Linked DNA regions of Homo sapiens: region 2 is linked to region 1. A link is an interaction called in ENCODE POLR2A ChIA-PET data of the cell type or tissue named here. Cell type or tissue: HepG2. All regions are shown on one strand. Each heading gives the region's core, and the rest is flanking DNA. Links, peaks and the distances in the headings are about the cores only.

What was found. Peaks named below come from ENCODE experiments on the same cell type or tissue, not always from the same donor. Only the 100,000 strongest peaks of a DNase experiment are listed, where the experiment ranks them.
Region 2: POLR2A ChIA-PET joins it to region 1 with 8 read pairs; 11 of 35 experiments call an interaction of 5 or more read pairs at or near these places.

Annotation. Positions count from the first base shown.
Region 1 is chr11:65,023,350-65,026,270 of GRCh38, reverse strand. All of the region lies in intron 3 of ARL2-SNX15 (ARL2-SNX15 readthrough (NMD candidate)), which reads right to left. It also overlaps the pseudogene EEF1A1P18. Among named protein-coding and RNA genes, the nearest start is that of SNX15, 2.6 kb to the left of the region's middle. In HepG2, for the core only: no CTCF peak of the experiment used is centred there; a DNase peak (open chromatin) is centred at 1,690; H3K4me3 peaks cover 420 bases.
Region 2 is chr11:64,884,645-64,887,565 of GRCh38, reverse strand. No RefSeq gene overlaps it. Among named protein-coding and RNA genes, the nearest start is that of MIR192, 5.1 kb to the left of the region's middle. RefSeq lists an enhancer at 1-174. In HepG2, for the core only: no CTCF peak of the experiment used is centred there; DNase peaks (open chromatin) are centred at 1,357 and 1,785.

The DNA.
Region 1 (2,921 bases), core at 143-2,642:
CTGACCTCAGGCTAATTGTGCTGTCCTGATTGTTGCTGCTGGTGTTGATGAATTTGAAGCTGGTAATTCCAAGAATGGGCAGACGCGTGAGCACACCCTTCTGTCTTACACGCTGGGTGTGAAACTAATTGTTGGTGTTAACAAAATGGATCCCAATGAGCCACCCTAAAGAGGAGAGATGGGGGCCGGGCGTGGTGGCTCACGCCTGTAATCCCAGCAGTTTGGGAGGCAGAGGTGGGTGGATTAGGAAGTCAGGAGTTCAAGACCAGCCTGACCAAGATGGTGAAACCCCGTCTCTACTAAAAATACAAAAATTAGCTGGGCATGGTGGCGGGTGCCTGTAATCCCAGCTACTTGGGAGGCTGAGGCAGAGAATTGCCTGAAACCAGGAGGCAGAGGTTGCAGTGAGCTGAGATCGTGCCACTGCACTCCAGCCTGGGAGACAGAGGACAGAGTGAGACTCCGTCTCAAAAAAAAAAAAAAAAAAAAAAGGAGAGATGGGAGAAATCATTAAGGAAATCAGCACCTACATTAAGAAATTGGCTACAACTCTGACATAGTAGTATTTGTGCCAATATCTGGTTGGAGTGGTCACAACAGGCGGGAGCCAAGAGCTCACATGCCTTGGCTCAAGGGATGGAAAGTCACCTGTAAAGATGGCGATGCTGTGGAACCACGCTGCTCGGAAGCTCTAGATCACATCCTACCACCAACTCACAAGCTCTTGGTTCTGCCCCTCCAGACGTCCACAAAATTGGTGGTATTGGTACTGTCAGTGTGGGCCACGTGGAGACTGGTGTTCCCAAACCTGGCATGGGTTTTGAGACCTTTGCTCCAGTCAGTGTTAGAATTGAAGCAAAAATCTGTTGAAATGCAGCATGAAGTTGGTAGGCTTACATACAACACATAGTATTTACTGCAGAGGAAGCATTGTGAATAGCCACTCTTGTTCCTGGAATTCAGGTGTACAGGTGCGGTGCCTTGGTCTTCAGAAAGAAGCAAAGCCTGGCATGGGGCTCATGCCTGTAATCCCAGCACTTTGGGAAGCCAAGGCGGGAGGATCACTTGAGGCCAGGAGTTCAAGACCAGCCTGGGCAACAGGCTGCCTCTGATTTCATGAGAAATTTAAAAATTAGCTGGGGGCCAGGTGCAGTGGCTCATGCCTGTAATCCCAGCACTTTGGGAGGCCAAGTCGGGCGGATTACTTGATATCAGGAGTTCAAGACCAGCCTGGCCAACATGATGAAACCCCATCTCTACTAAAAATACAAAAATTAGCCAGGTGTGGTGTCGGGTGCCTATAATCCCAGCTACTCGGGAGAATGGGGCAGGAGAGTTGCTTGAACCCGGCAGGCAGAGATTGCACTTAACCTTCTGGAGGAAATGTCATCCAGGAGCCAGTCAATGCCAGGCAGTGGGTTCTCCCCAGCAGTGGGGCTGCAGCCCTTGACGTACCAGTGGTGGCTGCAGAGAGTCCAGATGCAGGGCTTGGGAGAACAAAGGTGCTGGTGGTGGCCAGTGACCGCAGACCCTTCCCTCCCTGCTCAAGGGTCAGCCCATCCAGGAAGCCTCCCCGGCCCCTGGGAGAGCTTATCTGTTCCCCGGGGCACCTGAGCTCTCTGTACAGTGCCACGCCAGTGCCACCCCTTAGTGTCCCATATAAGAGAGGATCCTGATAGGCGGCACTGCATAGGGCTGTCCCTAACTGTATTGCTGAATGGAATGGGTAGTACTTAGAACAGTGTAGGGAAAAGAGAGATCAGACTGTTACTGTATCTATGTAGAAAGGGAAGATAGAAGAAATTTCATCTTGACCTGTACCCTGAACAATTGCTTTGCCCTGAGATGCTGTTAATCTGTAACTTTGCCCCAGCCACTTTGCCCCAACCCCTTTGCCCCAACCTTGAGCTCACAAAAACATGTGTTGTATGGAATGAAGGTGTTTTTTTTTTTTTTTTTTGAGATGGAGTCTCGCTCTGTCGCCCAGGCTGGAGTGCAGTGGCGCCATCTCGGCTCACTGCAAGCTCCGCCTCCTGGGTTCATGCCATTCTCCTGCCTCAGCCTCCCGAGTAGCTGGGACTATAGGCGCCCACCACCACACCTGGCTAATTTTTTGTATTTTTAGTAGAGACGGGGTTTCACCGTGTTAGCCAGGATGGTCTCAATCTCCTGACCTCATGATTCGCCTGCCTCGGCCTCCCAAAGTGCTGAGATTACAGGCGTGAGCCACCACGCCCGGCCTTGGAATCAAGGTTTAAGGTCTAGGGCTGTGCAGGACGTGCCTTGTTAACAAAATGTTTACAGGCAGTATGCTTGGTAAAAGTCATCGCCATTCTCTAGTCTCAATAAACCAGGGGCACAATGCACTGTGGAAAGCTGCAGGGACCTCTGTCCTGGAAAGCCGGATATTGTCCAAGGTTTCTCCCCATGTGAGAGTCTGAAATATGGCCTCGTGGGATGAGAAAGACCTGACCGTCCCCCAGCCCGATACCCATAAAGGGTCTGTGCTGACGTGGGTTAGTAAAAGAGGAAAGCCTCTTGCACTTGAGATAGAGGAAGGCCACTATCTCCTGCCTGCACCTGGGAACTGAATGTCTCGGTATAAAACCAGATTGTACATTTGTTCAATTCTGAGATAGGAGAAAAACCGCCCTATGGTGGGAGGCAAGACATGTTGGCAGCAATGCTGCCTTGTTATTCTTTATTCCACTGAGATGTTTGGGCAGAGAGAAACATAAATCTGGCCTACGTGCACATCCAGGCATAGTACCTCCCCTTGAACTTAATTATGACACAGATTCTTTTGCTCACGTTTTTTTGCTGACCTTCTCCCTATTATCACCCTGCTCTCCTACCACATTCTTCTTGCTGAGATAGTGAAAGTAATAATCAATAAAAACTGAAGAAACTAAGAGACCGGT
Region 2 (2,921 bases), core at 309-2,808, 140 kb after region 1:
TCTGGCTGAGTCTCATGCAGTTGATGGAGCCGAAGCTTCTTCACTCTTGTTCACTGCTGTATAGTGAAGAGAACACTTGGGGTTATTATGAGCGCTGTTATTATGAGCACTGTTGGGATTATAATGAGTATTGTAATGCACAGATTCTACTGCAGGGTGCTTCTCCAGCAGGGGCTGTCAGGTCATGGAGTGGTGGACCTAACACTGGACCAGGCCACATGGTGTGCCTAATAAAGGACAGCTGGGTACAGGCCTTTTTTTGATTTTGTTTTTCTTTTTTTTTTTGAGACGGAGTCTCATTCTGTTGCCCAGGAATGCAGTGGCTTGATCTCAGCTCACTGCAAGCTCTGCCTCCCGGGTTCAAACGATTCTCCCGCCTCAGCCTCCCGAGTAGCGGGGATTACAGGCACCCACCACCATGCCCAGCTAATTTTTGTATTTTAGTAGAGATGGGGTTTCACCATGTTGGCCAGGCTGGTCTTGAGCTCCTAATCCCAGGGGATCTGCCCACCTCGGCCTCTCAAAGTTCTGAGATTACAGGCGTGAGCCACCGTGCCCGGCTGTCTTTCTGTTTTTCTTTTTGACAATGATGACAGCTTCAGAAAAGTTGCAAGAAAAGTACGAACAACATCCATATACTGTTTATTTTGATTCATTGACAGTTAACACTTTGCAATTATATATATATACACATATTTATATATATACATATATATACACATATTTATATATATACATATATATACACATATTTATATATATACATATATATACACATATTTATATATATATACATATATATATATACACATATTTATATATATATACATATATATACACATATTTATATATATATATACATATATATACATATTTATATATATATATATACACATATATATATATTTTTTGAGACGGAGTTTCTCTCTTATTGCCCAGGCTGGAGTGCAATAGCGCTCACTGCAACCTCCGCCTCCCAGGTTCAAGCAATTCTCCTGCCTCAGCCTCCCGAGTAGCTGGGATTACAGGCATGCGCCACCACACCTGGCTAATTTTTGTATTTTTAGTAGAGACGGGGTTTCTCCATGTTGGTCAGGGTGTTCTCGAACTCCCGACCTCAGGTGATCTGCCCGCCTCGGCCTCCCAAAGTGCTGGGATTACAGGCATGAGCCACCATACCCGGCCTGCAATAATATTTGCTCCCTTTTCTCTCTCTCTCTCTGTCTGGCACCCACATACACACATACACACACACATATTTTCTGAACCACGGGAGAGTAAGTTACATAAGTCCTAGCCCTTTACCCTTAAATATTTCAACATGTATCTCCTAAGAAAAATGACATTTCTTACGCAACCACAAGACAAGTACCAAATTCAGGCCTGATGACAGTGATGCAATGCTATTATCTAACGTACAGTCCACTTTCAAATGTCTCTGATTGTCCCAGTCTGCCAGGACCACGCTTCACATCTGGTGTCAGCTCTCCTCAGTCTTCTTTAATCCAGAACCATCCTCAGCCTTTCTTTGTTTTTCAAGACCTTGATATTTTTGAAGAGTCTAGATCAGTTGTTTTGTAGAGTGTTTCTCATCTTTTTCTCTCCATTTCCCCCCAATTAAACAAGTCAAGTACATCCATTATATACATTTGGACAACATAGAAAAGTAAATAAAAATTGCCCCAGTTCCTACGATGCAGGGATAACCCCGTAGACACTTCCTGTAATCACTGAGTAAGCTGACTCACTTGTTCTACGCACTCTGTGCACATGAACTCATGTCATCCTAGGAGGCGGGTGCTTTTGTTATCTCTTGAGTGCCTTGCTAAAGATCATATGGTCTGTAGGATTTGATCCTGAACAGTCTGCTCCAAAGCCCATGCACTTGGCCTTTATGCTATACTGCTTCTCAATAATGGCCAGCCACGTGCGTGTGGCGTGCGCGCGCTCATCAGGATGCCTCAGCTTCTGCCCTATTGGCATTTCGGGCAGGGTAATTCTCTGCTGTGGGAGTGCCCTGTGTGTTGTAGGATGGTCAGCAGCAGCCTTGTCCTCTGCCTAGTAGATGCCAGCAACAATCCCCAAAATAATCATACCAAGAATGTCCCCGGGGGAGCAAAATCACACCCAGCTGAGAATCACTGTGTGGGGTGTGTGTGTGTATGTGTGTGTGTGTAGCCAGGTGATGCTGTATTCCCTTCTGAAATCTATCCCAGTGATTGGTACTCCATGGTCACTTTTGGGTCCTTCCATTTTCTTCTCTGGTCCCATGTCTAGTGGCTGCCAGGTGTTGCCTGTGAAGGGACTCGTGGATCGACAAAAAGACAAATCTATTGCAGTAGCTACCTTCTACTGCTACACAACAAAGTGCCACAAACTTTGTGGTTTAGAACCGCCCCCATTTATGAGCTCCTGGTTCTGTAGGTTGGAAGTCTGGGCCCAGCATGACTGAGTTCTGTTCTCAGAGTGTCAGATGCTGAAGGAAGGTGGCAGCCAGGCTGCCCTATCACCGGGAGGCAGGGGAAGGAATCTGTCTCCAAGCTCATTCTTGTTGGCAGAATCCGGTTCCTTGCATCCATAGGACTGAGGTCCCCGTTTCCTTGCTGGTGGTCTGCTGGGGCCCCTCTCAGCTCCTAGAGGTCACCCACATTCCTTTCCACATGGTGTCCCCCAGGCTGGAGTGCAGTAGCACAATCATGGCTCGAAGCAGCCTCAACCTCCCTGGCTCAGGTGATCCTCCCACCTCAGCCTCCTGAGTAGCCGGGACTACAGGTGCATGCCACCACACCCAGCTAATATTTTGTATTTTGGGTAGAGATGGGATTTTGCCATGTTACCCAGGCTAGTCTTGAACTCCTGGGCTCAAGTGACCCACCCCCTCAGTCTCCTAAAGTGCTGGGATCACAGGTGTAAGCCACTGT